2 separate regions of the Homo sapiens genome follow, and region 1 is linked to region 2. Evidence: chromatin loops called from intact Hi-C (ENCODE). Cell type or tissue: endothelial cell of umbilical vein. All regions are shown on one strand. Links, peaks and the distances in the headings refer to the core of each region. The heading gives the core; the rest is flanking DNA.

Region 1 (16,042 bases), core at 7,485-11,484, 1.5 Mb before region 2:
CAAACAGTGTCTCTCTGGCTCTGCCCTGTCTGCTCTGTGAGTATGTCCACCATCTTTTTCTATCTGACAGTTCTGGAAGAATTCAAGGAGGTTCTCACGTGTAATTCATTTATTGGTCCTTGGGTGCTCAGTGGTGGACACTGTTTTGGTCCTTTCCTTCTCTTGTTCCTTGTAATGAATCTTCTTTCACAACAAAAGCTGGAGTCCTGGATCAGCAAACACAGTCTAGTTGCAGGCCCACTAGAGGCCTGTCACTGCCACTTGGTGCCAGCAGGCACGTATGGCAATGCCTTTGTTGGCACACCCTCCAATTCTAGTGCTGCCACCCACTCTGCCTACAGATACATTTGATGCCTTTCCTCTCCTTCCTCGCCTGTGCCCAAAAGTCTCTGAAACAAAACTGGAGCTCACACCTGAACCTAGTTAGCAATCTGATCAGGAGCCAAGTCAACAAGGAATTTCGGAGTCACAGCCCTTCTATTCCCCACTTCATATCCCCTGCTTGCAACCTCATCATGGCAGGAGAGGCCTGACATGAGAAGTCTGATTTTTTGTTCAGATGTCCCAGATTGTGCCCGTTTTCACTCTTACTTTCCATCTCCTTGGGAGGAATAGACTTAAAATAGACTTAAGGAAGCTATTATGTAGGTGTATTTGTAATAGGACATATGTCTATGCTCCCCACACCCGGCAAAGCCCAGAGAAACACTCCTTTTATCCCTACAGTTAGCTCCAGCCTCCAAGGAGGAGCAGATTTCCCGAGGCTGTTTGTCCTAGACCGTCCCATTCCCAGTAGGGGTCTGAGCTGTTTGGTTTTATTGCCCACCTTATAAATGAGAACAGTCTGGTTTGATCAAGAGGTTAAGAATCCAGACCATGTGCCCAGCACACAAAGCAGTAAGGAGCAAAGGCTTTGTTAGTCAGAGCTTGACTCCAAACTGACTGCCACTTTCTTATCCAGTCTAAGACCCCGTTACCTTATCTATATAATGGGGAAATCCTTATGAAAGTGAGAAACATTAAGTAAGATTATATATATATTGTGTTTAGCTTAGGTCCTAAATCACAGTAATCACTCAGTTATTGTTTGGTACTAATAATAACAAAAATAGCCAAGTGGTTTATTTTAAAATAGCAAAATCTGTAGCAATAGTGTTATAACATGTCTTCTTGTCTCCAGCTCCTTACCCTCCGCAATCCATTTTTTATTCAGCTGCTAGATTCATCTCCCTAGAACATTGTGATCATATTACACCCCATGTGAAAATGTTAGATCGCTTCTTATTACTTACACCTAAAGTCCGAAGTTGTCTTTGCATTCAGGCCTGTTGGTCTGGCCCCAACAAAATATTACCCCCGTTTCTCTACTACTCCTCTTCACACCTCCTCCACTCCAATTAAAATAAACCAACATTCTTCATGTACACCCACACCCTGCACACTGTTTGTTCTTTTTTATCCAGAATCCAGATCTTATCTCTCCTTTGATGCCTGGCTTAAGTGCCACCTCCTCCACTAAGACTTCTCCAGCCCATAATAAACCTCATAGCTCTTGATGGACCCCTTGTCATCACACAGATATCTAGGTAAAATTCGTGCTTAAAATTTATATGTATATCTCTTACATCAGATGATTGGTTTTAGCTATCTAATTCATCCTTGTATTCCTAAACCAGAATTTCTCAACCTCAGAACTATTGACATTTTGGGCCAAATAATTCTTTTGGGGGGTGAGTTACTGTGTGCATTGTAGAACATTCAGCAGCATCCCTGGCCTGTACTCACTAGATGCTAGTAGCACTCCAAAGCCCCAGTGGTGACAACCAAAAATGTCTCCAGACATTATAAAATGTCCTCTGGAGTGCAAAATCACCCCCAGTTGAGAACCACTGCCCTAGATTCCAAACCATGGAGGTTTGAACATGAATGGTTCTCAGTAAATGCTTATGAAAGGAAGGAAAGAGTTTGGCTTAGGCCCTTTTAAGTTTGAGACAGTAGTGGAATATATAATTAATGATATTCTTTCAGCATTTGGGAATAGAAGCACAGAGTTCCTTTGAAAGCTCAGAACTAGAGATTGATATTTGAATGCCACTGGCATAGAATCAGCTAATAGGCATTTCTTGTGTTACATAATGTTTTGAAGTCCCGAGTCAGATAGGAGTTGGGATCCAACCACTAGCCTTACCATTGTAAACTGTCACTGTAGGTGAGTATTTTAACCCTTTTGAGCTTCAGTTCTCTTGTTCTGTAAAATGGGGGTAATAATTATAACTCGCATGGGGTTGCTCTGAGGATAAGTTAGACAATGCATGTAAAGTGGTCATTTGAAAGCCTGGAATGTAGTAAGCACTTAGTAATAGTTCAGCATTATTATTAATATTGTGATTAATAATAATGATTAATTTTTAATCCATTCAGAGGTCATGACAGTGTTAGTTCCATTTTATAGACAGGTTGTGGTTAGAATCTGGATCTGCTAGGCTGGGCACAGTGGCTCACGCCTGTAATCCCAGCACTTTGGGAAGCCGAGGCTAGTGGATCACCTGAGGTTGGGAGTTTGAGACCAGCCTGACCAACATGGAGAAACCCCGTCTCTACTAAAAATACAAAATTAGCCGGGCATGGTGGCAGGTGCCTCTAATCCCAGCTGCTCTGGAGGCTGAATCAGGAGAATCACTTGAATCCGGGAGGTGGAGGCTGTGGTGAGCCGAGATTGCGCCATTATACTCAAGCCTGGGCAACAACAGTGAAATTCCATCTCAAAAAAAAAAAAAAAAAAAAAAAGAATCTGGATCTGCTTAATTGCTATCTTTCCCTGGATCATATTCATCTCACATAATGCACACAGCATCTCACTTCCCAGAAGGATCTTCACCTTTTCATCTGGAAACTGAGTGCTAACTGCCTACGGCAAAAATTCCTTTTCAATTGGTAAATAACATCTTCTTCTATAACTATCATTGGGAAACTCAGTAACTGCTTATTAAGTGCTTTGGGTAAATAGATGGAGGAGATATTGTATATAAGACACCTGTGTTGCCAAAACAAAGCACCTGCCTGTTTGTAGCTTACTAAACCACAGGCTCAAAGATTCTGTCCCTCAGGCTTTAGGAAATGAATTCATAAGTTTAGCAACCATTGGCATTAGCTCCAGGCAGCGTTTGATTTTTGGAGTAGAGCAGCATGAGCAGAGGCTGTGGCCCAGAGCAGAAGCTGGGGCAGAAGCCCAGGGACAGGCCAACAGGTGGGTGGGGGAAGCTAACTTCCTCCTGTGAGAGCTAATCGGCTGAGGGCATCCAGCAGGCCAATGCAAAATGAGTCTCCTGCCCTTAGAAAACAAATACCAGACAGGTCAGGAAAATTTAGCCCCAAACCAGTTCTGTCACCAACAAACTGGTTGACCTGGGAAAAGGCATTTAACCTCTTCAAGCTTCTGTTTATTCGTTGGCAAATGAGGGCATGGGATGAAATCGGTGGTACTCAATCACTGCTCTGGCACATCGGAGGTGGAACACGACTAGCCTACATGGTGCAGGATTTTTGTAGTAATTACTAGCCATCAAAAATGCCTGACAACTCATACATATACCTGAAAAACAGTGTTGGGGTTGGGGGTTGGTTTTCTTTTTATCATATTAGGTTTCTGTTATTTGATAGATTGGATTATTCAGTTCATTCATTCATTCATTCATTCATTCAAATGTTATTGCCTGAGCATGCTATGTGCTGGGCCTGTCCTGGGACCAGGTGCTGCCTTTGCTTTCAAATGGGGTTTACCTGGAACCAGTTAAAATTCCTAGGTCATAGGAGGTGACATGATACCTTTTCTCCTCCAAATAAGAATCGCTGAATCTGATATGACTGTGGGTAATCTGGTCATGGAAATCCCTGCTTCCCAATCCTTACCACTTCTACCGACCCCCATTCCTACTGGCTAGGAAATTCTCTAGGCAATTATCAAAGTTCCCCCAGCCCCCACCGGGTTCCTGCAGACGCCGAGGCGTCTACTAGGTTTGCCTTCTGATTCCTGTAGGTGGAGCCAGATCCCCCGGCTGAGAAGCCCTGGGCCTGCTCTCTGCGGCGGCCGCCGAGCGGTAGGTTTGCTCTCCAGCTCTCTTTTCCTCCTTCTCCCTCTCTCATGTGCGGTCTCCCTCAACATCCAAACCAACCGAGTGCGTCTGAGGTGAAATCGTGCCAGACTTAGAGACGGCTGCCAGGTTTCTCTCAAGTCTTGGCTTAACAAAAGAAAGCAAATTACAAAAATGGAAATTTTCAAACTAGCGTTCAGTGGTATTCAAATCGACGTTTGGGTAGCGCACAGGCACAGACCGCATTCGTGCTATTTTGTGATTAAAATGATACCAAAAATACCTCCTTGCTTTGGTTTTCGTCTTCGAAAACGACTTCTTTCCTTCTTCTAATTTCCCCCTTACTTTTGGGAGCGGCAAACCCCTGACCACTCTAGAATTGCTAACATTTGGACCGGCGTCTGTTGAAATCTTGCCTCTGCTGACTTTTTTTTTTTTTTAAGAGTTGAACTTTAAAAATGTGTGCACTTTGCAGCCTGGGGAAATACAGATAAAGAAGTTTCTAGGCACTTTCCCAGGAAGTTCTGTGTTTTGTGTGAGGAACTACAAGTTCTATGACAGTGCATAAATCGTCTTTACGTCTCATCTTGATACCGGGAGCAAACCTGAATGCGCGTCTTGCCAGCATGCATGCTACCTCGTTCTCCTTTGAGCATGAATTGTGTGCTCTGTCTCATGCTTTTAAAACATGGGTTTAAGGTGGCCATTGAGTTGGATCTTGAATGATTTTACTTAACATGAGGTTTTATAAAGAGCTTGATTGACCACGTCCTGCTCGATTATTTTTGCGGTTGCTAGACAAGGCCCTGTCCCACGTGGGTTTGTGAGAAAGGTGCTCTCATCATCACCCCACCCCCAAGACTGCACTATTTCTTTCCTTGGAAGCGTTGACTGTCTCCTTCTTACACAGCTGTGTTTGCAGTGCCTGGAGACAGGTGGGGGAGCAGTCTTGGAGGCCGAAGCTGCCAATTCCTTCTCTAAGGACTGTCTGAATAGCTATTAAATTTTAAAGCTCACACGCACGCACACACTTGTTTTGTTTGTTTTTGGTGGTGGTCACTCACTGTGCCTTCCCGTTTGTTGTACAAGGGCAGCTGCACCAGTTTGCCAGAGTGAGATTAAATGTCACAGACAGACATTCTATTGTGTGCATTCGCCAGCCCACCTAAGCATCACCTTGGGCCACTGCCATGTCTTTCTAGGTGCCTCAGAAAGCTGGGTCCTGTAGCATTGGCGGAGTTGTGGGACTGCTTATGAATTTCGGGAAAGAGGTTCTCCCATCTGGATAGGTAAACTTAAAGCTCCCACGAACACTGCAATACTCAGGCAGTAGTCACATCAAGAGGTTCTTGTTGGTTTGGGCCTACACGAATTAGGATTCTCTACCTGGCACAAGTGACTGTGGACAAATCAAGCTGCTAGTATTTTTCAGATTTCAGAATAGAGGGATGACATTTTAATCTGGAATCAGATACCCTGCTCTTTTTACCCTTTAGCCCCAAATACCCAGTGCTCTTCAGGACCCTCGTGCCTTTGCTTGTGCTGTTTCTTCCTCTGGGAATTTCTCCCCCATCCTCTTCTCTGCTTAGTAAACTCTTGTTGGTCTTTCAAGGCTTGTCTCAAATACAGCCTCTTTGAAATCTTTCATAGCCGTGCCCATGCACCGAATTTCCACCCCCTCCCTGTCATCTGTTAAATGTCGCTGTCTTGCTAGATCTATGTAACATACTACGTACTGCATAACTGTGTTACGCACATCTTGGTATGCCTCTTTCTCCCCTAATAGAATATACTCTTTGCCCAGGCAGGGAACACGTCTAATTTACCTCCTACTTCTCAGGCTAAAGATGCTCAGTAAAATCTTTTGAATGAATAAAGAAACATGCTTGGTTTTTTCATCAATTTCCAAGAGACAATGTGTTTACTTTCAGGCTCTCCTAGTTCAATTGCCAGACACCTATAACCATGTCCGTAGAGCTGAGAGTAAGATTTTAAAGTTTATATTAAAGTCTGATGTTCATAGCTCAGAGACATTCTTTTGGCTTACGGTAAAGGAAAGTTTGATGAGCACGTTGGTGGAAAATTTCTGTATTCCCAGCACCTGATTGATGCCTCTGTTCCTACAGAATCCAAAGAGAGCAGAGCACTCCTGCAGACATGGGAGCTTGTGAAAGTTGTGTAGCTCTCCTACTGCTTTGGTGTAGTCTTGCGGATTATACTAACAAGTTGTTATTCATTAGACTTTACTCATTAAGTCATTCAAACTAGAAACCTGAAAATGTCCTTGGAGCCTCCCTCTCCCTCACTTCCCACATCCAGTTATCACCAAATCATGTCAGTTCTTCTCCACAATATCTCCCAGATCTGCCCACTGTTCTCCATCCTTGCTATTGCTGTGTTCCAAGCCATTATCACTTCCCAGCTGGACAATTGCCAAAGCCTTCTAGTTAGTCTTTCTGCTTCTAGTCTTGCCTGCCTCCCATCATGTCATTCCCTGGCTTACCAGCTTTCAGTGACTGCACTTTGCATAATCCTTTGCATGGCCTTGTGTGGTCTGGCCCCCAGTATCTTTTTAGCGGCTCTCTCACTGAATATACTAGACTTCAGGTCCTTGAACTTGCCAAACTCTTGCCTACTTCAAGGCCTATCCATATGCTTACTTGCCTACTTCTTTTGGGAATACTTTCTCTCAGCGTTCACTCTCTTGGATCACTTCTCATCTTTCAGAATTCAACATACATGGCACTGCCTTGGAAATGCAGTCCATGCTTCTCCTTTCTACTTCCTCCTTTCTGGATAAATCACATCCCCATTATCGTTACTCCTGATGCCCTATTTTTCCTTCATATTACTTATTAGTGGTTGCAATTATAAAAAATTATTGATGTTTTTATGTATTTTATGTCTGTCTCTCCATCCACAGTAGATCAAATGAAGGCAGGGATCATGTCTCTTTGTTCAAAAGAGTTTACCAGGAGACCCAGTATCTAACATATAGTAGGTTGTCAAGAAATACTTTTTGGATAGTGCTGGAAGGAGAATGCTAGCAGGTCGTGTGTAACAGGCCTGTGACGTGAAAATAGTTTCATGCAAAAGAAAATGCTGATCTGAAATGAGACTTAAGGATGTTTACGCACATGGAACAAGCAAGGGGAAGACTTGAGTTTTGATATGATATCCCATGGCCTTTCCCCACTGCTATTTGAAAAATAAGAAGAGAACAAGAACAAAAATATTTGTTTTACAACTCTACCAAGATTCAGCCCTCCCCTTTCTCTCCCCCTTGCATCAAGTACATCCTGTACTTTTGGCAACATGTTGACTGGATATTTAAAAGCTGTGAACTGTTCTGAAAATTTCACATAGTGGGTTATGGGCCATGTGTGTTTGATCAAAATTCAATTACTACACTGTACCATACTTGGAAACCTATCATCCCAAGTTATGAAGTATGACGAAATAGGCGAACCTAATTGGTTCAGTATGGGAACAGTATCAACCAAGCTTGTTATGATAAATAGCTTCCTGTGTTAAAGGTTCTCTAGAGCTTATAAGTATCTTGGCTCACCTCCTTCAATGGAATAGGAATACTGCTCCCAGGGACCCCCTAGATCATTGTCCCTTCAATGCAACTGCAGTTCAGCGTTTTCTTCAATTTACTACCCCGAAAAAGAAAAATGCAGTGCAATTTTCCCTAGTCCTTCTCGTTTCTTCATTTAGAATTTGAGCACCTGGTAACTTCTTTAGCTTTTCTTGGCCTTAGAAAAACAATTTTTAAAGTTATGAAGCATTCCAATACAGAAAACCAGAAAATGACAGACATCTCTGTACCCACCACTCAGGATTAACAAATAATAATTTTTTTCCCTATTTCCATCAGATCTTTTTTTCTTTTATGTATCCTTTCTTATTTTTTGAGGCCAAACTCAGGCTACAGTATTTATTTATGAGATTTGTAAGTTAAGTCCTGAGATACTTTAAAACCCTTTAACCAAGAGGATGTGTATCACATTACAGAGAAGTACCTGTACATCGCATGTCTTTTCAGGTGTTGAAATGGACTCAATGAGAATTTCTGGATGATACTGTAGATAGGATTACAAGGAACCCTAGAAGAGGTTTGTTGGGGATGTAGGGTGTGGTGGTGCATGCTTGTTATCCCAGCACTTTGGGAGGCCAAGATGGGAGGATTGCTTGAGCCCAGGAGTTCGAGGCTAGCCTGGGCAACATAGTGAGACCCCATATGTATCTTAAAAATGTAAAAAACAAAAAAGAAATAGTCTTAACAGCTTGAAAAGATAAAGAAGTAAAATAAAACAAAATATTCCCATGCTTTATGGTTATTATGGGAATATGTACATACTTTTTCTTTAGAAGTGACATTTTGGGTTGGGTTAGAAGTATTTCCTTCTAGTGATCGCAGTAAAGGGCAAAACAATTGGGTGACTGCCATTTTAAATTCCAAAAAATAATCAGTAGCACTGGCATTTTCCTCAGAAGACAGCGTTAGGGCTGGGACAATTTGCATATATTTACCCTTAATTCAATCTTACCTTTGCAGTTGCTTTCCCAAGTTTGCTCTCATTTTATTCACCATTTGTAGTAGGCCATCCTGTTAAACCTGTTAACGAAAATGCATAATGCTAAATCTGCATTTCCCCTGTGGAAAAGTTTTGTGTTTTATAAAAAGTCGTTTTGGTAAAAAGCAAGAACCTTAGTTTGTCCTTGACAATAATTCATCAGTCATGAGTGCTGCAATGTATAACCACGAAACAGAGAAATATCCTTGGTGAAGGTAAATATGCAAGCCCACACAAAGGAAAAGTAAATACATTGCATGGTTTAGCAGTTTGAAATCACAATGCTGCCAGGATTACATTAGAGTCGTTCTTCTTGTTTTCTGCAGTACCATTAGGTTTACTTTCAAAATTGCAATTAGCTTAACAGTTGTGATTTCTAAAATGGCCCACTTGCCTTCCTTGTTTTCCTCTATCAGGTGGACACTAGTATCATAATCCTTCCATAATTTTTAAATAGAACTTCCAACAAGAAGTGCTCCCTGAAAGCCGTAAACTTCAAAAAATAGAATGTGACTGTAGGCACTTATGCTAATCTCCCTTTTGGCAAATCAGCTTTTTTTTGTATTGGATCTTGCCTGATTGAATAACACGGGAACTGCCAGAATAAATGCTATTATCTCTGTACAGTAATTAAGGAAATAGTCTTTGTCACTCTAATACGGACCAAGCTCTGCTTGCCTGTAATAAAGTTAAACGATAAAGAATCTGGAATGTAGAGAAAAATAAAGGGAAGTCAGTTACTAGCACGTGTTTCCTCCAGATGAGTAGTAGAGAGATGGAATGATGCATTTTGCAGAGACTGATGAAGAAGTTAAATCACTAAAACATATCAACTTGTAACATTTAATGAAATAATTATTTCAGGAAAAGAAACTCTTCAATTTCTATCTTTGGGAAGAGTTGATGGTTCCTTCCTTGGTGAATCTCAATGTATTATTTTAAAACATAGCTTCTCCAAATACAGGTCAAACCCTACTATACTAAATATCAGTTTTGAGACAGTTCTGTCAGTAATCGCAATAAACATCTCACTATAATAAAAATAGTGTTAATTACATAGTTTTGAATTGATACTGACAGAAGAAAAATTTCCCTTATGGATTTAGTGCACCCAAGTGTGGTGTTCCATCTTTTCCTCTGATGTTCTCAGTCATTCTCCTTCCATCTCTCTGTGTGTATTTATCTATCTTGGCTACTGTATATCTAATTATTTCAGACATGGCCAAGAGGAGCCTACGGGTACTGGCAAGTTTCAGAATAAACCTTACCTCAGAGCCATGGAATATAAGAAAACCAGTTTGTTTTCTTTAGTAGAAATTGAGGTGAAGGAGTGATATTGGGCAAAGAAGGAAACAGCACTATATTAACCATCTTCTTCAAGACTGTTGTGTTCCACATTTTGGAAGATCTGGCTCAGGGGTCAGCAAACGTTTTCTGTAAAGGACCAGATAGTAAATATTTTCAGCTTTGCAGGCCATATGATCTCTGTCATAACGACTCAATTCTGCTGTTGTAGTGCAGAATCACCCTGGACAACATGTAAACAGATGAGTGTGGCTGTGTTCCAATAAAACTTTATTTATGGACACTGAAATTTGAATTTCAGATAACTTTTATGCATTGTGAAATATTATTCTTCTTTTGATTTTTTCCAACCTTTTAAAAATGTAAAAACCATTCGTAGCTCATGGGCAGTACAAAAAACAGGTGGCGAGCCCACAGGCTGTAGTTTTCTGACTCCTGACCTAGTTGATTATAATCTTTTTTTTTTCACTTAACAAGTATCTGTTGAGTACCTGCATAGACCAAAATATTTTTAAAGCATTATGATAAATATTAATATATATAAGAGATTCAGCATTTATCATATATCTGTTGAACTTTCCTATGTCCCAGGCACGGTGCTAAGTAGTAGCAAATAAATATTAAAATGTATGAGATTCAGAAAACACTTAGTACATATCTGTTGAGCTCTCCTATGTCCCAGGAACGTGCTAAGCACTAGCAAATAAAATGGCAAGCAACAGGGACACTGCACCTGTTCTCATGAGTGTCCATGATCATGAAGTATGAGAAGCTCGACAGCAGGGAGGTTACAGGGATTGTGGCAGATATAACCTGGCAGATATAACCTGACTTTAAGTAGCTTTTGGGTTTTTTTTTTTTTAATGGTACTTTGTACTTGATCTTCCTATCCTTGTTGATTGATTTATTTTTGAGGTAGAATCTCTTGCTCTGTCACCCAGGCTGGAGTGCAGTGGCGCGATGATGACTCACTGTAGCCCTGATCTCCTAGGCTCAAGCAATCCTCCTGTCTCAGCTTCCTGAGTAGCCAGGATGAGGGGATGCACCACCACACCTGGTTAATTTTTACATTTTTTGTAGAAATGGGGGTTGGGGGGTCTCGCTACGTTGCCTAGGCTGGTCTTGAACTCCTCATCTTAAGCATTGCTCTCGCCTCGGCCTCCCAAAGTGCTGGGATTACAGGCGTGAGCTGTCAGGCCTGGTCGATCTTCTTACCCTTCATCCCTGCCTTAAACATCACTATCCGATTCTTCTTAAGGTAGAGTATGGTGATAATACCTTTACTCTAGGTAAATCCATACCTAGAACAGATTTATTTATGTATTTTTGAGACAGAGTTTCACTCTGTCACCCAGGCTGGAGTGCAATGGTGCGATCTTGGCTCACTGCAACTTCCACCTCCTGGGCCCAAGCGACCCTCCTATCTCAGCCTCCAGAGTAGCTGGGACCACAGATGTGTGCCACCATGCCCAGCTAATTTTTGTATTTTTGGTAGATAAGGGGTTTCACCATGTTGCTAAGGCTGGTCTCAAACTCCTGAGCTCAAGCAATCCACCCACCTTGGCCTCCCAAAGTGCCGGGATTACTAGAATAAATTTCTATTTTACTGAGGAAACCAGTTGACTCTCTGGTCTCCCTAGGGTATGGTATCATAGAGAGGGCTAAATTGAGTCTCTGACTTGGGAGAGTAAGCACTCAGCATCAGTGGTATCCAGACCCAACAAGATGGGAGAAATCTTTCTGTATTATTGAACCCATGAATAGCAGCTATCTCTACTGCTATGGACACTTTATTTGTGAACACAATGGGCAAGCTCTGGCATGAATAGGAAAGATGCTGACTGATACAGATCAGATCATCCTTTTCCTACTGTTGTTGAGACCTCCTCTGCAGTGGGTGCCCTTTGATGAACATCCATGCAGAATACAAATATTCCTACACTCTGGGGCCATTCTGTGAGGTGCATTATTACAATGCTCTCCCATTCATTCTTGTTAACACCCTCCAACCTTGTTTCTCCTAAGTCTAACCATCTAGCTAAACCATTCAGCACTAGCCACAAATTGCTGTAGATCTGTACCTTATCTGTTTCCTTCCAGGCAAAGGGGACAGTCATATGTACCATTTGAAGTTTTCCTACTGAAATAATTATAATACCCTTTTCTACTGTCCTTTGGAGTCACCCTTAAGTAGGGCATCAAGCTCCTGTGGTCCACTTTTAGCTGGTGTATAGTCCTGCAGATTTTTTTGCTTCCTCAAGTTACTTCTTGTAAGCGATTGCCCACAAAGCTTTCAGAGTGAGCTGAATAAGAGGCAGCAGTCCCACTGGAATAGGTGCACTGGGAGCATGAGTGACCCACAGCTCACCACTGCCTTTACCACCTCCCTTAGTACACTCTCACATCCCACACTTCCACTTAATTTTGGAGTATTGCTATGCATGCCTAATTTGATGGCTTGACATGTTAGATAATACACAGTGAATAACAGGCAGCTCAGATCACATGGTCCCTTGGTGTCCCATGGCCAAACAGTTAGTCTCTATTAGTGAAAACATAGATGTTTCTTAAAAAAAGGCTATGTGTTTGTGGAAGAATGGCTGAGTTCCTGATCTAGTTGATCATAAATTTTTTTTTGGCTTTGCTCTAACCCCCAGGTGCCTGTATTCTGATTATTCTCTTGGAGTTATCTGTCCAGTGTCCTCATCTGTTTTACACACTTTGAGTGCCATGATTCTGCTAGATATGCTGCATCCCGGACCAGCTGGAGAGTTGTCACGTGCTTGGGTACCTAATCAAAGCTGGCAGCCTTAGGTGTTATTTGGTAAATGGATCCAGCAGCTTATCCAACTGTGGTATGAGTTGCTCCAAAATCCTACGATGCCGTCTGAGCATCTCTGTACTTAGGTGGCAGAGCTTTGAATTTTTGTGAGGTTTCCCTCAGACCCTTTCATGTTCAGGCATTTTATCAAGGCATCTAGGATTACAGCTGCTTCTTATTTACAGTGTTTTAAGGATACGATACCATCAATGTACTGAACTGCCATGATGTCCCATGGGATTGGGAGGCGATCAATGGCCTGTTGGCTAAATGTTTACAGAGCCAGAGTTGCTGTGGTCCTCAGGTAAAACAGTGCAGGTGAACTGCTTTCCTGCCAGATGAAAGTGAACTCTTCTGGTATTTTCTGCTTATTGGGATAGAGAACAAAGCATTTATCAGATCCGTAATTGCATTCCAAGTGCCAAGGCTGTGTTGATTTACTCTAGTAAAGAGAACATATTTGAAAAAGTAATTGCAATTGACACGCGCCACATAACTAAACTTAAGAGAATCCATTGTCATTCTCAAAAACTCGATCCAGGCACAGTGGCTCACACCTGTAGTCCCAGTTACTTGAAGGGTTGTAGCAGGAGGATTGCTTGAGCCCAGGAGTTTTGAGGCTGCAGTGAGTTATGATTGTACCACTGCACTCCAAGGTGGGCGACAGAGTGATATCCTGTCTCTAAAAAACAAAACAAAGCAAAACAAACCCGTACATTTTTAGCAGTGGCCATGGTGGTGAATTAAATGGGGCTATGACAAAAATCATGACTTCAGCATATTTCAAATCTTATTTATTTATTTTTGAGAGGGAGTCTCGCTCTGTTGCCAGACTGAAGTGCAGTGGTGCAATCTTGGCTCACTGCAACCTCCGCCTCCCAGGTTCAAGCGATTCTCCTGCCTCAGCCTCCTGAGTAGCTGGGACTACAGGCACGCGCCACCACGCCCAGCTAATTTTTGTATTTTTAGTAGAGACAGGGTTTCACCGTGTTGGCCAGGAAGGTCTCGATCTCCTGATCTCGTGATCCGCCCGCCTCAGCCTCCCAAAATGCTAGGATTACAGGCGTGAGCCACCATGCCTGACTTCAAATCTTATTTTTAATAGCTTATTGAATTACTTTAAGGTGAACATTCTTGTAACCAACGAGTCAAGAAATTCAAGTTTACCAGCCACCCCAGAAACCCCTAAGTGCCACATCCCAATCGCAGCTCTCTCTTTCCCTTCAAAAGTAACAACGATCTTAAATTCTATGAAGTGATCAGTTCCTTGCATTTTTAAAGCTTTTATCACCTAAGTGTGCATCATTAAATATTATAGTTTAATCATGCCCATTTTAAAATTTATATGTTTCAGTCATTTTTAACCTAAGCCTCCTTCTCTGTGCCTCCTTTTTTTTTCTTACAATTTATACCAGCCTATTTGAACTGTAGAGTTTCCCAAAGTCTTAAATCTTTCCCAACATCTTACAGTTTTAAATTGCATATGCATGGAGCAATTCAATGTGTTTCTCTAACCTCTGATTTTCTGTAAGTTGGCAGCTGGATCCAGAGGCTTGATTGGACTCAAATTCAATTCCTCTGGCAATACGATAGGCAATGTTCTTTCATCAGAAGGCATATAATATCTATCTGATTTTTGCTCTTTTTGTGATTTTAGCAGCAAGTGATGCTCAAGGCCTAGACTCATTTATTTATTAGAGGTTTTAAAATTGTGACTTTCTATCACTTTGTTTTCATATGAGCTGAAATAATTTTATAAAGAGACCCTTCTCTTTATGCACCATGTGGTTAGCCAGTTCATATGGAATAGGCAAGGTAAAGGCTTCTTTCTTTTAATTCTGAAGGAAGTGAATTGGATTCCTTTTTATCCTCACAAGGTGAGCAATTCATTGCTTTTCCCTTTAATATTATTATAAACTCATGGATTTAAACATATTTGATGAACTTTAATCTATTGCAGTTTTTACTGAAGCTGAAATTGTCCCATCTTTGGTCAATAGGAGCCTCTTCAAGTTGCCTCCTGAATCTTTCTGGCATGATCCCAGGGGTCTTTGATAGCTTCCTTGCCATCTGGCATGTCAACATGTTCAAGGCACATCTTGTAAGCCATTTCTCCAAAAATCCACGCTTTCTTTAAATGGGAAATGGTATTTCAAAACCACAGTCTGGGCCCAAGGGAAGCTCATTATTACTGGGGTGATCGTGGTTTCTAGTTTGTACTGATATTTCCAATTTAGATGCAGGCTATAGGGTTTGTTTTACCTAACCTCTTCTATGCTACACCTGTATCTCCTTTCTTCCACACCGAGAATCCTGCTACTCAAGGACAAGATAGAAGTAGAATATCCTATAATTATCTATTTGCTTTGTCCCACATGACACATATAATAGTCTCAGAATAGCAATACTAGTACTACCATCATGAATGATGATTACCGAAAGCGTAACTGAAAAATACTTTTATTTTGCCTATGCTATTTCCATCTCCCTCATTTTAATGGTTTTTGTATATCTAGCTTGCCAGATTATGTAGACATATAATGTAATCCCTCCCTTTTAACCCTTATTTAGTCTTAGTTATGCAATTGAATATACATCTAATACCCACCATTAGTTCTTATGTCAATGACTCTCCAATCATTTGGTGGTCTGAAGCTTGCTAGCTAGTATGGTGCTATCCCATAGAATTTTCTGTGATGATGGAAATGCTCCATATCTATACTGTCCAGTGTGGTAGCCATTAGCCACATGCAGCTGTTAAGCACTTGGAATATAGCTAGTTTGACTGAAGAATTGAATTTTTATTTATTTATTTTTTTTGAGACAGAGTCTCGCTCTGTCACTAGGCTGGAGTGCAGTGGTGTGATCTCAGCTCACTGCAACCTCTGCCTCCCGGGTTCAAGCGATTCTGCTGCCTCAGCCTCCCGAGTAGCTGGGACTACAGGCGTGTGCCACCACACCCCGCTAATATTTTGTATTTTTAGTAGAGATGGGGTTTCACTGTATTAGCCAGATGGTCTCGATCTCCTGACCTTGTGATCCGCCCACCTCAGCCTCCCAAAGTGCTGGGATTACAGGCATGAGCCACTGCGCCCGGCAAGAATTGAATTTTTAATTTTACTTCATTTAGTTCATTCAAATTAAAATATAAATAGCCACATGTGGCTAGTAGCTACCGTATTGGTCAGCTCAGAGGTAGTAGGTTTCTTAGGAAGGGTTCATGGGAACAATATTCCTTGAGTTCT
Region 2 (16,042 bases), core at 6,624-10,623:
CCAGATTCCCAGCAAGGTAGAATGTGTTCAAAGTCATAAGAGTTGCAAAGAGATTTGGAGAGTTTAGGGATCCAGAATTTACATCTTGTTTAAAGGAATCTACAAAATACAAGGAAAAGGCTGGCATATGAGCTTGACCTTAAAGAATAGACAAAATTTTTAAAGTATGATAGGAAAAATAGAAAGTGTTATTTTAGGCAAAAGAATAGAATTATCAATGGTATCACATGTGTTTCTGTAGGTTTTTGTGACGTTGTGCCTTTTGGAAAGTTAGTCCTATTTGAAGAAAAGTTTAATTGCAGGGACCCACAGCTGGTACCTTAAGTGCCAGATGCTGGTTTTGTTTCATAGTTAATGGTGGCAACACCGCTTAATTGTATATTTACAAGCAAACACATGTTGTTTCATGAAAACTACTTGATAATTACACAGCGACTACTGGAACCCCTGATAATTACACAGTTACATGTGTTACTACTACCAAGTTATCTCCTGATAGCTGAGTAATTAACTTGTCAACTCGGCAAACGGAGCTGGAGGGGAGGCATTTGAAACGTGTGTTCCTTTTCTCACAGATGTCTGTGGGTTCAGTCAGCACTTGTTGAAATTGGTATCATTCTCCTTTCAGTCACTGAGTAGTTGACATGGAGGATGAAACACTTTCTGTCTCCCTAAGCTCCTTAGAGCTCTTTGGACTTCTTGTGACTTTTTAAAACATTTAACCTTGCTGAGAATTTTGTTAGTGTTCATCCATCCATCACATCACAAATATTCATTGAGTCCCAACTATGTGTCGGGCCCTATGTGAGAATCACTGCTACTGCTTCATAAAGCGGTGTAGTATCCCAGTAAGAGCACAAATCTGGTTTTGAAATCTGGAACTGCTATTCTTCAGGTCTGTGATTTTTTGCAAGTTTCCTAATCTATAAATGGACTTAATTGTGGCTAACAGTGTGGTTCTTAGGATGACAGCTAAGGAAAAACCTTGGCATAAAATTAATGCTTAATGAATCTTACCTAACCACTGCTTGCTCCCACCCTCAGACCCAATTAGCCTTAATTGTTTCACCCTCTCACCAAAACAGATCCTGGAATAACCTCTACTTGGGATTGTTAACATTTCTAGATATGGTTTAAATTAAAATAACTGCTTGTTTTAATTCTCAAAATTCAGATGTATTAACTAGATCAACTGGGCATTTTTCAAAGTATATTGCAATTAACAGATTTTGCTAAATGGTGCCCAAAATACCTGAAAATAGATGATACTATTAACACCTACTTCCGGGATGAAATACCATATTATTGAGGCTGAGACAGATTAAATGACTTGTCCATGTTAATGTTAGTAGGAGGTGGCAGAGCTATAATTCAAACTCATCATTCAGGCTCTCAACCCATGCTCTTTATACAACACCACTCTGTTTCAAGCTAATTTACACAGTGCCATGAAAAACTTGCCATCTAATGCTTAATTATTTGTTTATACTTATTAAGTGCCTACTGTATCGTGATAAAATATTAAGCCCTGGATGAATAAAAATGGTTAAAAGTAGAATTTACTCAATGTCGGCTATGTAACAAGCACAAATTTTCTATACTCATTGGATCATCTTAACGACAATGTAGGAAAGGTGCTATTGTCATTCTCACTGTATGTATACATGAAGAACCAAGGCACAGAAATCTAATATAACTTGCCTGAGGTCATACCTTCTTGCGTGGCACAAATGAGATTTGAATATAAGCTGACTCTCTCCAAAGTCCACACAGTTAGCCGCCAAGTTCACTCTGCTCTGTTTTGCTACAAGGCTCAGCACAGGACTAGAACAAGAGCTCACAGTCTAACAGGAAAGAAAGACACAGAAACAAATACCATTCAATATGCTGGGTGTTATGATGTGTGATTGTGATAGAGCCAGCATCCCACAAATCCCTGCTAGTTACTGAAGTTCCCTGAGAAAATATAAAAGACACCAACCGCATGTGCCCTGGTTATTCCTTGCCAGGGTTTTTGTCTGAATCCCTGTCTACTCTGGGGAGCTGGAATAGACCCCATGTGAAATAAGTGGATCAGAAGTGTACTTCAGGCTGGGCGCAGGGGCTCCCACCTATAATCCCAGCACTTTGGGAGGCCAAGGTGGGTGGATTACTTGAGACCAGGAGTTCATGACCAGCCTGGCCAACATGGCAAAACCCCATCTCTACTAAAAATACACAAATTAGCTGGGTGTGGTGGCACACACCTGTAATTGCAGCTACTTGGGAGACTGAGGCACGAGGATTGCTTGAGCCTGGGAAGTGGAGGTTGTAGTGAGCCAAGATCTCACCACTGCACTCCAACCTGGGCGACAGAGCAAGATCCTGTCTCAAAAAACAATAAATTAATTAATTAAATTAAAAAAAAAAGAAGGCCAGGCTCAGTGGCTCACGCCTATAATCCCAGCACTTTGGGAGGCCGAGGCAGGAGATTGAGAACATCCTGGCTAGCATGGTGAAACCCTGTCTCTACTAATACTACAAAAAAGAAATAGCCAGGAGTGATGGCAGGTGCCTGTAGTCCCAGCTACTCAGGAGGCTGAGGCAGGAGAATGGTGTGAACCCGGGAGGCAGAGCTTGCAGTGAGCCAAGATTGTGCCACTGCATTCTAGCCTGGGCCACAGAGCAAGACTCTGTCTCAAAAAAAAAAAAAAAGGAAACAGAGGAGAATGGTAATATTGAGCTTGAAATTAGTCACAAGTAACTAGTAACCCTTTATTCATTGTCTCATCCTACCCATCTGGTCCAATGTGGCCCTCTCAGTCTTAATGATTACCTAGCAAAAGGTATACCGAGGCTAAGATTTATAGACTAGCCACAGGGAAGGATAGAGTGCCCCATGGCAAATAGCATTTTGACCTTTTCATTCCTTTCATAAAGGATCATCAGACATTGCCACAGCTCTCCTTCTAGTTAAAGAAAGAAGAGCAACGATGTGCACCAACACAACAGAAGCCTGGAAAAGTGCAGTGGAAGCCCAGAGGCATAGCTACATGCATGGCTTTTGAGGAGAAAGAGCAGCTTCCAGAGCGGGAAATGTCTGAGTCAAGTTTTGAAGGATGAATAGGAATTGCCAAACACATGGGAAAGTAGAGAATTACTGACAGTGAGAATATACAGAGACACAGAATGGAGAATGGTAAAAGGTTCAGTGTGCACCTGTGTACCTGGACAGGGAGAGGCAAATGATGAGATATGGCCATAGAAGTGGCTGGAATAGATTATAAAGAATTTTCCTTGTCGGTTGAGTAGTTCTAATTTTTCCTGGGATTTATGGGAGATCTTGAGACATGGAACTGGGACAATTTATTTTAATGATACCTGTTGTGGGAAGTCAGGGACCCCAAATGGAGGGATCGGCTGAAGCCATGGCAGAAGAACGTGGATTGTGAAAATTTCATGGACATTTATTAGTTCCCCAAATTAATACTTTTATAATTTCTTATGCCTGTCTTTACTGCAATCTCTAAACATAAATTGTGAAGATTTCATGGACACTTATCACTTCCCCAATCAATACCCTTGTGATTTCCTATGCCTGTCTTTACTTTAATCTCTTAATCCTGTCATTTTGTAAGCTGAGGAGGATGTATATCACCTCAGGACCCTGTGATGATTGTGTTAACTGCACAAATTGTAGAGCATGTGTATTTGAACAATATGAAATCTGGGCACCTTGAAAAAAGAACAGGATAACAGCAATGTTCAGGGAACAAGAGAGATAACCTTAAACTCTGACCGCCGGTGAGCCAGGCAGAACAGAGCCATATTTCTCTTCTTTCAAAAGCAAATGGGAGAAATATCGCTGAATTCTTTTTGTCAGCAAGGAACATCCCTGAGAAAGAGAATGCACCCCTGAGGGTGGGCCTCTAAAATGCCCCGCTACGGTGTGGCCATATTCTATGGTTGAGACTGTAGGGATGAAATAAGTCTCCCATAGCACTCCCAGGCTTCTTAGGATGAGGAAATTGCTGCCTAATAAATTTTGGTCAGACCAGTTGCTCTCAAACCCTGTCTCCTGATAAGATGTTATCAATGACAATGGTGCCCAAAACTTCATTAGCAATTTTAATTTCGCCCCGGTCCTGTGGTCCTGTGATCTCACCCTGCCTCCATTTGCCTTGTGATATTCTATTACCTTGTGAAGTATGTGATCTCTGTGACCCACACCCTATTTGTACACTCCCTCCCCTTTTGAAATCCCTAATAAAAACTTGCTGGTTTTATGGCTCAGGGGGCATCATGGAACCTACTGACATGTGATGTCTCCCCCGGACACCCAGCTTTAAAATTTCTCTCTTTTGTACTCTGTCCCTTTATTTATCAACCCAGCTGATGCTTAGGGAAAATAGAAAAGAACCTACATGACTATCGGGGGCAGGTTCCCCGATAGAGACCAGGGATAGGAAGACAAGTCAAGAGCCTATTCAAATGTTTCAGAGCATATGAGGTTGTGAATAGACCAGAGACTGAAAATGGGGGCTATTTATAAATAATAACCTTCAGGGTTTAGTGTCAGATATGGGGAGCGAGGAGACGGGGAAAGAAGAGATGCCTCGAAAACTTCACTAGGAGAGAAAGAGAAAGTAACAGGTAGTAACACAAACAGTAAAACCCTATAAATCTCTTCTTAAAGAATTAAAATGACAAAATTTCAAAAAATACAGGCACACTTAAGCTTCAGAGCCTTGTTAAATGGGTAGGTGGTGCTAAATGTGAGTGGCAGTGGGGAAGGAAGGGAGATTTTTTTTTTTTTTTTGAGACGGAGTCTCGCTCTGTTACCGAGGCTGGAGTGCAGTGGTGCAATCTCGGCTCACTGCAACCTCCACCTCCTGGGTTCAAGTGATTCTCCTGCCTCAGCCTCCCAAGTAGCTGGGACTACAGTTGCATGCCACCACACCTGGCAAATTTTTTGTATTTTTAGTAGAGACAGGGTTTCATCATGTTAACCATGATGGTCTCGATCTCCTGACTTCGTGATCCGCCAGCCTCGGCCTCCCAAAGAGCTGGAATTACAAGTGTAAGCCATCGCACCTGGCCAAGGGAGGGAGATTTGGCTTCCAGGCAGAGCTCTTCTGTCTGAGTCCTGATGACACCCCCATTGTAGATAATAGTGTCCATTGTGGGTAGATAGCTCACTCTGAGAGAAACAAACCTGTTCTGCCAGAATGCCTTGCCAGTGGCTTCTGACTTACCTACACCTGCTCTATACTGGAATCTTAATTTTCAGGTTGGATCTACCCAGCAAAAGTACTCAATTACAAAAATGCTGGAATCTCATCTTTAACTCAAGGCATTATGAAAACAAAAGTATTACTGACAATGAGTGAACTCATTCTCTGAAATTCTAACAGCTTGTATAATAGCTAATGTTTACTGAGAGATTCCTTTGTTCCTGGCCCTGTACTAAGGGATTTATGTATAGATTGCTAATGCCGTCTTTGCTGTAATATAAGTTTGAGTTTAGGTGTCCATTCTCCTCCCAAATTTGTTTGCTGCAATTCTCCACAGAATTCCCAGCTACCATGGGACCAAAAATAGGTCCATTGGTTATTTGGGCCAAAATGTAATAGAACTTTTATGGCTGGAATGGAATGCAGTGTGGTATAATGATAAGTGTTTGGGGTTTTGAAGTTATGGAGAACTGGCTGCAGTTCAGTTCAGTTCAATTCAGTATAAAAGAGAGACTCTGAGCCACTACTACGGGAATTTTAATATACATGTATTTATTATAAGATAAGTACTGTGCATGTGAGGAGGTACACAAAGAAGAATGAAGACACAGTATCTGCTCTTAAGGACCCTATAAGTTATTGGGAAAAGATGGCACATAAATGGTAACTTTCAAAATAAATTGAGCAATATTAAGATAGTGATAAAGAGCTTTCTCTGGGGTCATGGAGAAGGAACACTTAATGCAGCCAAGATGGTTGCTGACCTACATCTTAAAAGGTAAAGAAGACAGATCAGCCAGGAATGGTGAGTCTCAAATTCCAGGCATAGAGATTATTATGAAAAAAGACACAGAAGAAGGATACATCATAGATATATGAAAAATTATAAACAACATAAAATGAAAAGCAGGGCAAAAAGCAGAGCATATTGATGATGTGAGCCTCACAAAGTTCCCACACCTTTCTGAGTCCCATTTCCTCATCACAAAATGATTATAACATTTAACATTTTAAACAATGTAACATTTAACATTATAAACAATGTCCACGTCATTGGATTTTTGCAAAAATGAAAGATTAAAAACCAACCAAGTACCCAAAATTGTGCTTATATCAGAAATTTCAAAGTGGGTAAGATATTTCACAAAAACACTTGCTCTATGGGATGCTAATGTATGCTTTATTTTAGGTTCTATGGTTAGTTATGATTCGGGAGACTGGAGTTGAACTGAGTACAAACTCTGAGCAGATTTCTTTAGAACTAAAGCTTTTAATATACTGTTTCACCGTGAACCTTTAAGGACATGAGAGAGAATATTTAGCTCTTCCAAAGCTTTTTTTCTTTTTTTCTCTAACTGAGCACCCCAAGGGACTCATGTTCCATAATCACACTGGGAAATATTGGCCAAGACTGGACCAGCATATAGGATGCTTCGGTCCATCTGACTCTTAGCTTCGGTCCATCTGACTCTTACCTTTAGAGGAATACTGTTTTATCAGTTCATATCAGTTCATCATTTTATTTGATGGCCAGAGTTTTTTCTAACCCATGACAAGTCTAAGTCTATGTCAACAATAATTCATATTAATGAAGGGTTCTATGTGTTGAGGTCTTTGGAGAGTTCCCTTTCAATCCTTTAAACAGCTGGTTCATGAGAAGGGCCACACTTTAATCCTTGACCCCTTAAGTAATTGAACTACCATCTAGATCATAACCTACCACATTATAAGTAAGGAGGCAGACTGATGTGATGGCTCTGAGTTTCGCAGTGATGGAGAAAATCACTTAGATGCTCTTCTGGGCCTCAGTTTCCAATACTTAAAAGAGGATGTTTGTTACTGGTAATCAGCAACCCTCTAGGATTCTACAACAGTGTCATATCATAGGTCAACCTAGAGACTATCAATCTGAAACACTGAATTTTATAAGGTAGGAAGCCATGGCTTAGAAAACAGAATTTCATAGTTCCACGTGGATTCTATATTCTGTAATACCTGGGCAGGAATGGAAGGAGTCCAAGCAAGAGTGGATGAGCCAAGTGGAAGAACAGTATTTCCAGCTAGCCTAAGATTCTCTGAAAGAAAATAGGGCCTAACAGTCGGCATGTGTTAAATTGAGTTGACGAAGGGAAGTGGGACTGGGAATACCTGGAAGAAAGTTATTTGCTTGAGTGAAATTCATTCAATTCAGACGACTTCCTAATCTCCACCCAGAGTTCTTCCAAAGCTATAGACCTGTATATCCAACCCAGAAGACATCTCCACCTACCGATTCAACAGACACCTCCAACTTAATGTGTTTGAAAGAGAACTTGTGTGTTTCCTCCTCTACATATCTCTGATATGGAGTTCAAGACAGTTCCCAGAGATGCTGGCAAGTCTAGGAAGGCAATTTCTTCCATCAGATTGGGCAGTCCTGAGAGCCTTCATCTAAAAGTGAACAGGAAATATTTACCAGGGACTTGGCATTTCCTTCGTCTTCAGAGCTTTCACTTGTGCTGTCTTATTTAACCCCCAATAAAAAACAACATTAATAATTAGGTGGCATTATTCTTATTTTTACAAATTATAAAAGTGAAACTTTGATGGAGTAAATGGTTACTCAAGCTTACACAGCTAGTTAAGTCTGGGAGCTGAAATTCCTACCTACACTTGACTCCTTGACTCCAAACCCTGCATTCCTTTGAGTAGGCTGTCTCCAGCACTGAGAACATCAAAGAATTGGTGCAGATGATGCTAGAGCATAGGGTTGCTGAGCTCTGTTCCTGGGGAGAGGCTGTTTCATGCTCTGTGTTGTGCTGTCTGTCATTAGTAAGCATCGTAGAAATGTTCATTGTCACTAGGAGAGAGTCATGGAACTATTGGGCAGGGAAAGAGATGTTAGGATACAGGTTCAGCAGCTGTCACATGTAATATATTAGGAGGATTTTACTTCCTGTACACATCACTTGAGCAACACACACACAAACACATACACACACACTCCCCACTGTAGTGCTTTCTCTCTCTCTCCCTCTCTGACTGGTTTCTGTGGAAAAAATGTAGAAGATATATTTTAAACGTAAAATAGAGAGCAGCTCACATTTTATTGATAACTCTCATTCACTGAGCACCTATGGTAAGCTTGTGCTCTATAAGCCAACCCAACCTAATTCTCACAGCATTCCTCTGAAATGGGTATTATAAATGGTATTTTGGAGACGAAGAAACTGAGGCACAGAAAGTTTAAAAATTGCTTGAGGTCACACAGCTAGCCAGGGTGCAGGGCTAGGAGAATGAGAATGCAAACACAGGTCTGTCAGGCTCCAAAGCCCAGGATTTCACCAGGATACTTGGCTGCCTCAGCAGGCTCACTCAGTGTGGTGCTGGGTGGACAATCTTGCCAAGAAGGCTCCTGGTGAAGAAAATTATTTTTTAAAATTACTGTTCCTTCCATTGTGTAAAAGTTACCATACACACAGCTCAGCTAGGAAAGTATATATATATATATATATATATATATATATATATATATATATCTCAAAGAGAGCTCCTATCCCTTCCCCCTGGAGCAGACAAAACCTCTAACAAATGCTATTTCATCCTGGTTCACGTGAGAGTTGTATGGGGGAAGCATGGAACATTTCTTGCTGCCAAAGACAAGTCCCAGAATTCTCACATCAGTGCTGCAAGACTGACACCATGTGGCCAAGTCAGCCTCCCGAGGCCCTCCCTTAACCACCTCCCACAGGTTGGAGGCTCACCAGCCTTCTCAGACTTTCTAAGGAAGGCACCTGAGAGGATAGGACAGCAAAGAAAGAACCAACCACCAGGGTGGGGAGCTGCTGGTAGAGTCTATTAGCTCTCTACAGAAGGCAAATACTATGCAAGTAGCCAACTACAAAACTAGGCTGTGGCACAGGAGAACAAGAAACTAGACTTTTTTTTCCCCTAACTTCTGTATTTATTTATCCCTTACCTTGTTCCAAATATACACAGGCAACTAAAAAGATGCTTTGAAGTTCCACTAGGTAATCCATTTTATAATTTGGTGGGCAAGATGAAGCAAGGAGAAACAAAATGGTAGAAATAAAAAAACCCCACACATTTGAAATGAAACAATCTAAAACATGCATAACTAGAAATGCAATACAAGGATTGTCTCTACATCTTCTACATGCCAGTGGGAAGGATGGAGGCCTCATGGTTAGTCTGAGATAAAAACAAACCATGAGGCAATGAAGAGCACAACTGTTCCTCATACTACTAGCAGAAAAAAAAATCCTGAAGTCGTTTTAGAGAGGGCAGGATGTAAAGGTCATGAATAATGTCAGTTCACAGATAAGCATAATTGGCCCAAATGATCTTTTGAGCTCAGCAAATCAGAAAGCCTGAACACTTCAACTCATCCTCTACTTTTGCATTCTTAAAATAATACAAGCTTTTTTTCTCATTATTTGCTTTGACTTTGTGTGTGTGTGTATAGAATGTTTTGTGCTTCCCCTTTAAATGATTGTCGCCAATTAGTTTTGTTTGTCTAAAATGCGATAAGATTCCATTTTAAGAAGTCGATGCTGGGCTTTTACTGAGGAACACAATAAATTAATCATTAAATCAATTGTATTGATTGAAGCTTGCAAGACATGAAAAATTGCAGAGCAAGGAATATTTCCACGAAGAGGTAGGAAAGGACCTCAGCATTCTGGGGGAAGGTAAATAAGTATGCTATGATAATACTGTTTCATTTCTTCCCTGGGATATGAGCTTCATTTATCAACTCTACAATAAATATGGTGACCATTTAATTTCAAACATTTACCGTAAATAATAGCTTCCATTTATTAAGTGCTCACTAAGCACTCTATTCTATGCTTAGTGCTTTCATACATTATGTCACGTAACCCTAACAATAAATCTGGTTGGAGCACATCTCTATCCCCATTTTGTAGAAGAGAATACTGAGGCTGATGCGCATGAGTAACTTGTTCAGAGTGACCCATCTAATGAAAATGTCTGGCTTGGAACCCACTTCTGAGTGAACCGAAAGCCCATGCTCTTAACACTGAATTCTATCTTAAATTAATAAACTAATAGAGAGAGAGGCTTGAAATTCTGCAGCATGCTTCCCTACCTTTTTTCAGGGCTGCTCGTGCCTCCTCAAAGTGTGCCAACAGTGTAAGGAAATAGAGTTTTGGAGCCAAGATTAGGTTTTATTTGGAAGAAAATGAATATTGGTTACCAAAGCCAAGGCAATGAGTAGAGTTGCAGGGTAAGAACTGAGACACCAAAAAGCACCCAATGCAAAATGCTTAGATGAGAGCCAATGGACATAAACACCAAGGCAGATAGGAGGCATAGGGTGGGGGTGGAGGGGTGTGTCAGAGTGTTTTATTATTCACATGAAGTGGCACAAAGAGCCTTTGGCAGAAACTGCCAAGGACTTTGGGCATATACAGGCGTAGTTTTCAACTTTCGAGTCCATAGCATGTACCTTAAGCACATCATTTAAGATTCTAAGCCTCAGTGTCCTTATGTATAAAATGGGAGCAGTCAGATCTCCCTCAAACTGCTGCTGTGAGGTTTAAGTGTGATAATGTATGTGAAACTCTTAAAAGGGAACATCTGGTACAGAGTCCGTGGCCAAAAAGGATGGCTCCTTTCCCCCTCTTTTACGCTCCCTTAGCAGAGCCTCTTTGAAGGAACTCCTGTACTGGACTTGGTAGAGGAGTGCGCCTATCCCCAGCTTTTCCCAACAGACCGCGTTGGCTTATCTCTTAACACCCTAAACAGCAGTCCCTCAAGAAGGTCTCTCTTGGCCTGCTACCTGTGACCAGTTACAAAAGCATAATCTGCTCGACAAGGATGAGGAGGGAAAGTGAGAGTGTTGATGGCTCCAACACTCTATTTCCTTCCACTGTGTTGACACACTGTGAGGAGACATGAACAGCGCTGAAAACAGGTAGAGAAGCATGGAAGTGAGAGATTAATGAAATAGCAATGCAGTGTTCATCAGGATGATGCCGATGGCAGGGTGTCTGCTTTATCACCAGACTCTCTGCTCATTTTCATGGGATGAAGCAGTCTGTTTTCAGAAGACCGTCTTGATTCTTAAAGAAGCAAAGACAGATGGGAACCTACTCTGGTCTGTCCTGCCACCTTCTTTTCTGGAAATAGACCCTCTTCCATGCTTAGTGCCAGAAGTAGACTTCTTTTCAGGATAATTTGCATGGAAGAACTCATTCAAATGGAAGAAGAGGCACTATGACTTAATGAAATACTCCCTCCACCAACCCCCACCACCCACACACGTACAAATCAAGTGAGGCTTTATTTTGCTGGGCAATTTCTTTCGACGGAAGTAGACTCATTGGCCAATTTAAAATAAAGGTGGTTATTTATTCACGCCACCACCTCTTGAAGAGGCCAGAACTAAAAGGAGAAGAAGAAAAGTCTCAATTACAGTTGCAGCAGCACTTAACGGCTTGCTGAGTATTCAGCTGAGATTTGAGCTTGAAATTCTGGTACCAGACACAGTTTAGGATTCTAGGGAGGAACAGGAAATGGCCTAGCTCAGAGTATTCCTTTTCACTTATTGAGTCCATTTATTTTATGGTTCTGACCACATGCCAAAACCATTTGGAGTCTTCAAGAGTTTAAATAGCAATGTCCAATTAATAAGGCATAAAGCCCTGCAGCTTCCTCACCCCCATGCATTTAGACAGCCCTTCTCCGTTCTGAATGTCTAATTGATAGGAGACACTTGCAGGCCTGTGTTTCTACATCTATGCTGAGGATGAGAGCAGTTAGAGTGGCTTCCAGAATGGGTTCCTCTGCTTGGAGGCATTTCCCAACCCTATACTGAGCAGTCATGTCAAAAAGAATGACAGTTCCTCATGGACATTGTGTCTGTGGTTGGAATAGGATGAAAGTTCTGGTAGTTTTATTTCCTTCTGAGACATTCTGGAACATTTTAGCAATGAATTTGTCTCCTGGCTTTTTTGAACTAAGAACTCCCCACATATTATTTTCATAATGAGACATTCTGCTGAGGGACTAATGAAATAGCATTGCAGTGTTCAAAGTGACAGTTAAAGCTGTTGTTTTTTTCCCAGCGATGTATTCATCCTTTGGAAATGATTATTTTTAAAAGTTCATGTTTAGATTTTATATTTTACCTTTACTTGAACAAACTGGAAAATATCTGTGTAACAGCTTTGTTCTAAGAATATTCAATTATGTTTAATGGGAGAGTCCATTAAACTTTTCCCGATTTGTTTTTGTTTTTTAACTGGTTTTAGATGATAACAGGTACTCACCACCCAATTTAGAAATAATAATAAGGTCTCTTTTTTTTTGGCCAAGTCTTTTAGTTTTGTTGGAGGGAGGAAAAGGATCTACAATCTCTTCCCTCTATAATTTGTAGATTATACAAACCCTTGTGCTTTTAATAGATGGTTCCTCATTAGACAGCACAACAGAATAAAATAACTGTCCATTATTATCCTTGAGGGGCAGGGCCAAGTTTCCCCCAAAGACATTATCATATCAAACAACTGCATTAAACGCAATGTGAAACACAGGCTTTATGGGAAACCTTTGGATTTCTCCTTCCTGCCAAAGGGGTTCTAAAAGATGAGCCCCTTTGTTATGGATGGCTCTGGCATTCCTCTAATAGGTGTACCAGATGAAAGATGACTAAAGACATTCCAGATGGAAGAGTTGGCTAACAGCAGCACCATAAATACCTGATGGATATACAAGCCTCTTGGTGTGAAATATGGTCTTTGTTCTGATTTACACTTTTACTACATATTTAAAAGAATGCTACATTTGTCAGGTGGGGGGAACGGGCATTTAAAAAAACTTTAGATTTGTGGAGAGAGGTTAAAGAAAGCCTCTTTCTACTCCTTGACTGAACATTATTATGTTTTCCTCATCAGAACCACATCTTTCTCTCCAGAAACTATCGAAAGGGGACATCTTCATTTGCCTGAACAGTTTTTTTTTATTTGCTAGAGATGGCAAATTTCATTCTTCCACATTGATTCTGAAAAATTTTGTTGGATGAAAAGCTGTAATGTTGTGAAATAGTATTGACCTGTGAGTCCAGATATAGGACTCTTTATTTTCATAAAACTCTGTGCTTACTATTGTTTCACTGTTGGCAACAGTGCTATGCCTGGGACTTAGTAGGGCTCTTAGTAAATATTTGTTGTTAAACTGAGCCTCGGTTTTCTCAGCTGCAAAATGGGAGCTAGTAATATCTGCACCATAGGGATTCAACCCCCATTCCATGAGAGCCTCTGGTGCTGTACTCCGTGCTCAGCACTTGGTTCAAGAAACCTATAGGATGGAAGGGAAATGAGTGACACCTATCAACACACATGAAGTTATCATGTATCACTTCAAAGCTTGAATTCTGAAGTCAAGCAAACCTTAGATCAAATTCCAGCTCTGCCACTTACTAGCTCAGTGACCTTGTGAAAATTATTTAACCCATCTTGGCTTCCAATTGTCAGTCAGTGAAATGTAATAAGAATAGTTCCTACTTTATAGGGCTACTATAAAGATTAAATAAAATGACGCATTTAAAACTCTTAAGAAATTGCCTGCATATAATAAGTACTCAATAAATCTTAGTCAGTATCTTGGCTGTACTTAATAAAACCAAGTGCCTAGAATGAACTCTTCACTACTTTTCCCTGATCAAATCATATCTGGAATAATATTTTTATTCTTGGATATCACAATTTAAACAGATGTTGGTACATCCAAAAAGTAATCTCTGAGAAAATGAAAGGTTTGGAAATTATGTCATATGATAAAAACGGTGGAATGACCGAATAATTTGGTTTAAGAAAAAAACCCATCACTATAGACATATTTGAAGAGAAATTCAAGTCTTAAGGAACTTTTAAGGGCAAAACAGGCACCATATGGCAGGGAGGTAGACACTTCTATTTAGAAGAGAAGTTTCTGATACTTAAGGCTTTCTGAAAATTGAATTTTCTGTTTCATGTAGAAATTAATCCCCAACCACTAAAGTTAAGAGAGTAAACATCTTTTCTGTGACATGGATGCAAGCATAAGGTAGAAGATAGGATTTTATTCAACCTGAAATATTGTGTGACTCCTCATCAGTATTAGAGGTCTGACTGTCCTAATATTATATATTGGATGGCAAAAATCCAGGGACATCCCGACTCTCCAGCTACTTAGTGGTAAATGTGTGCTACAAATTCATTCTGCTAATTCCATTCCATTTTTAGAAAGTCATCACTTTACCGCAGGCTTCTCTAAGTGTCCTTCCTCATGTACAAGGCCAACTTCTTCACATTTCTTCTCGATTATGTTATTTCCCATGTTCTTTAAGTTTAGATCTTAAATTTCTTCCTGTCTATCTTTTTGCCCCCTGTTACCTAAAACCATGCTCTGAGCTCTCCTGTTTCCCTCTCTCTTACACTTCATTTTTCATCTTCTATCTTGATCAATAATGTGTTTCTGTTGCCTCCAGTTACTCAACTCCCATTTACTCCTCAATCCACCAACATTCCCAACACTTGACTGAAACAATCCTGGCAAAGGTCACTCAGACCTTTCCTATGCCAAGTCTAATAGATATCTTCTAGACCTTCGCATATTGTACTTCCCTTATCCTTGTCTTCACAGGCTTGTATCTTTCTGCGCACCCTTATTACACATTTAAATATGCTGGAGGGATAGAGAGAGATTATCCAAACAGAGAGAACAGATTATCATTAGCATACAGGCAGGACATTTTGAGAATGTTTAATAGCAATGGCGAATGGTTCATTTTGGTTCACTTTGGCTTAAGTATAATGTTGGTGGTGGGGCATAATAAAATTTTGCAAGGGCTTAAATTCTAGCCTAAAGTATTGAGAATTAATCATATCTATAAAAAGAAACCACTTCAGGCCGGGCGCAGTGGCTCATGCCTGTAATCCCCAGCTCTTTGGGAGGCCGAGGCGGACGGATCACGAGGTCAGGAGATCGAGCCTATCCTGGCTAACACAGTGAAACCCTGTCTCTACTAAAAATACAAAAAATTAGGAGGGCGTGGTGGCGGGTGCCTGTAGTCCCAGTTACTCGGGAGGCTGAGGCAGGAGAATGGCTTGAACCCGGGAGGCGGAGCTTGCAGTGAGCACTGAGCACTCGAGCCTGGGCGACAGAATGAGACTCTGTCTCAAAAAAAAAAAAAAGAAACCACTTCATATGTCTTAGCAGAAAATTATCATGACTTTAAATGATGATATATTGGATGAAAATTTGTGTCAGAAAGGCCGTTTAGGAGGTTACCGTAACAGTCCAGACCCATTTATTTTCCCTTCACTTTCTACCTAGTGAACTGTGTTGTCTCACTTGAGGAGATGGCATGCAAAGTGAGTACTTGCTTGATGTCAGAACAGAAGTTCCCATTTTCACTACTATCATGAAAAGAGCCCTCCATGTGTGGGCATGGAGACTGGATCTCCTGGAGATGGTTTGGGGGAGGATGGAGAAAGGGCATGAAACAGCTTTGAAACGCATAATATGAATTCCAATTATCCTTCAATTCTTTTGATTTGTTTTCTTCCAGACAGAAAAAAATCATTTTGGTCCTCTGTATCTTTAGCATCTCTATAACACTTGCTAATCTTCAGTTTTAAAAAAGAAAGTACACCTCAGGCACAAAGCCTTCCAGGCACTAGACTCTATAGCAAGAATTTAATCACACTATTTTGTTTTCATTTATTTATTTTTGTTATTACCATCTACTTATGGCAAGTGAAATTGCTTTTCCATTTATGGTAGCATTATACATCTTCCTTTTAAAATGCATTTACAAAAGT

Evidence for each region. Hi-C counts contacts between places; a loop is a spot of excess contacts. Peaks named below come from ENCODE experiments on the same cell type or tissue, not always from the same donor. Only the 100,000 strongest peaks of a DNase experiment are listed, where the experiment ranks them.
Region 1: it touches region 2 in a loop (2.7-fold over the local background); 1 of 110 quality-filtered maps calls a loop at or near these places.

What each region holds. Positions count from the first base shown.
Region 1 is chr1:61,629,911-61,645,952 of GRCh38, reverse strand. It overlaps LOC107984964 (a long non-coding RNA gene), which reads right to left and starts at 8,845. Exons shown (of 3, transcript XR_001738095.3): 1 at 8,805-8,845; 2 at 8,645-8,712. RefSeq lists enhancers at 3,940-3,989, 4,200-4,249. In endothelial cell of umbilical vein, for the core only: no CTCF peak of the experiment used is centred there; a DNase peak (open chromatin) is centred at 9,312.
Region 2 is chr1:60,149,916-60,165,957 of GRCh38, reverse strand. The region is part of intron 1 of LINC02778 (long intergenic non-protein coding RNA 2778); the gene reads right to left. It overlaps LOC107984963 (a long non-coding RNA gene), which reads right to left. Exons shown (of 3, transcript XR_001738092.1): 3 at 7,153-7,643. Among named protein-coding and RNA genes, the nearest start is that of LINC02778, 43 kb to the right of the region's middle. In endothelial cell of umbilical vein, for the core only: a CTCF peak has its summit at 8,914 (motif pointing left); a DNase peak (open chromatin) is centred at 8,867.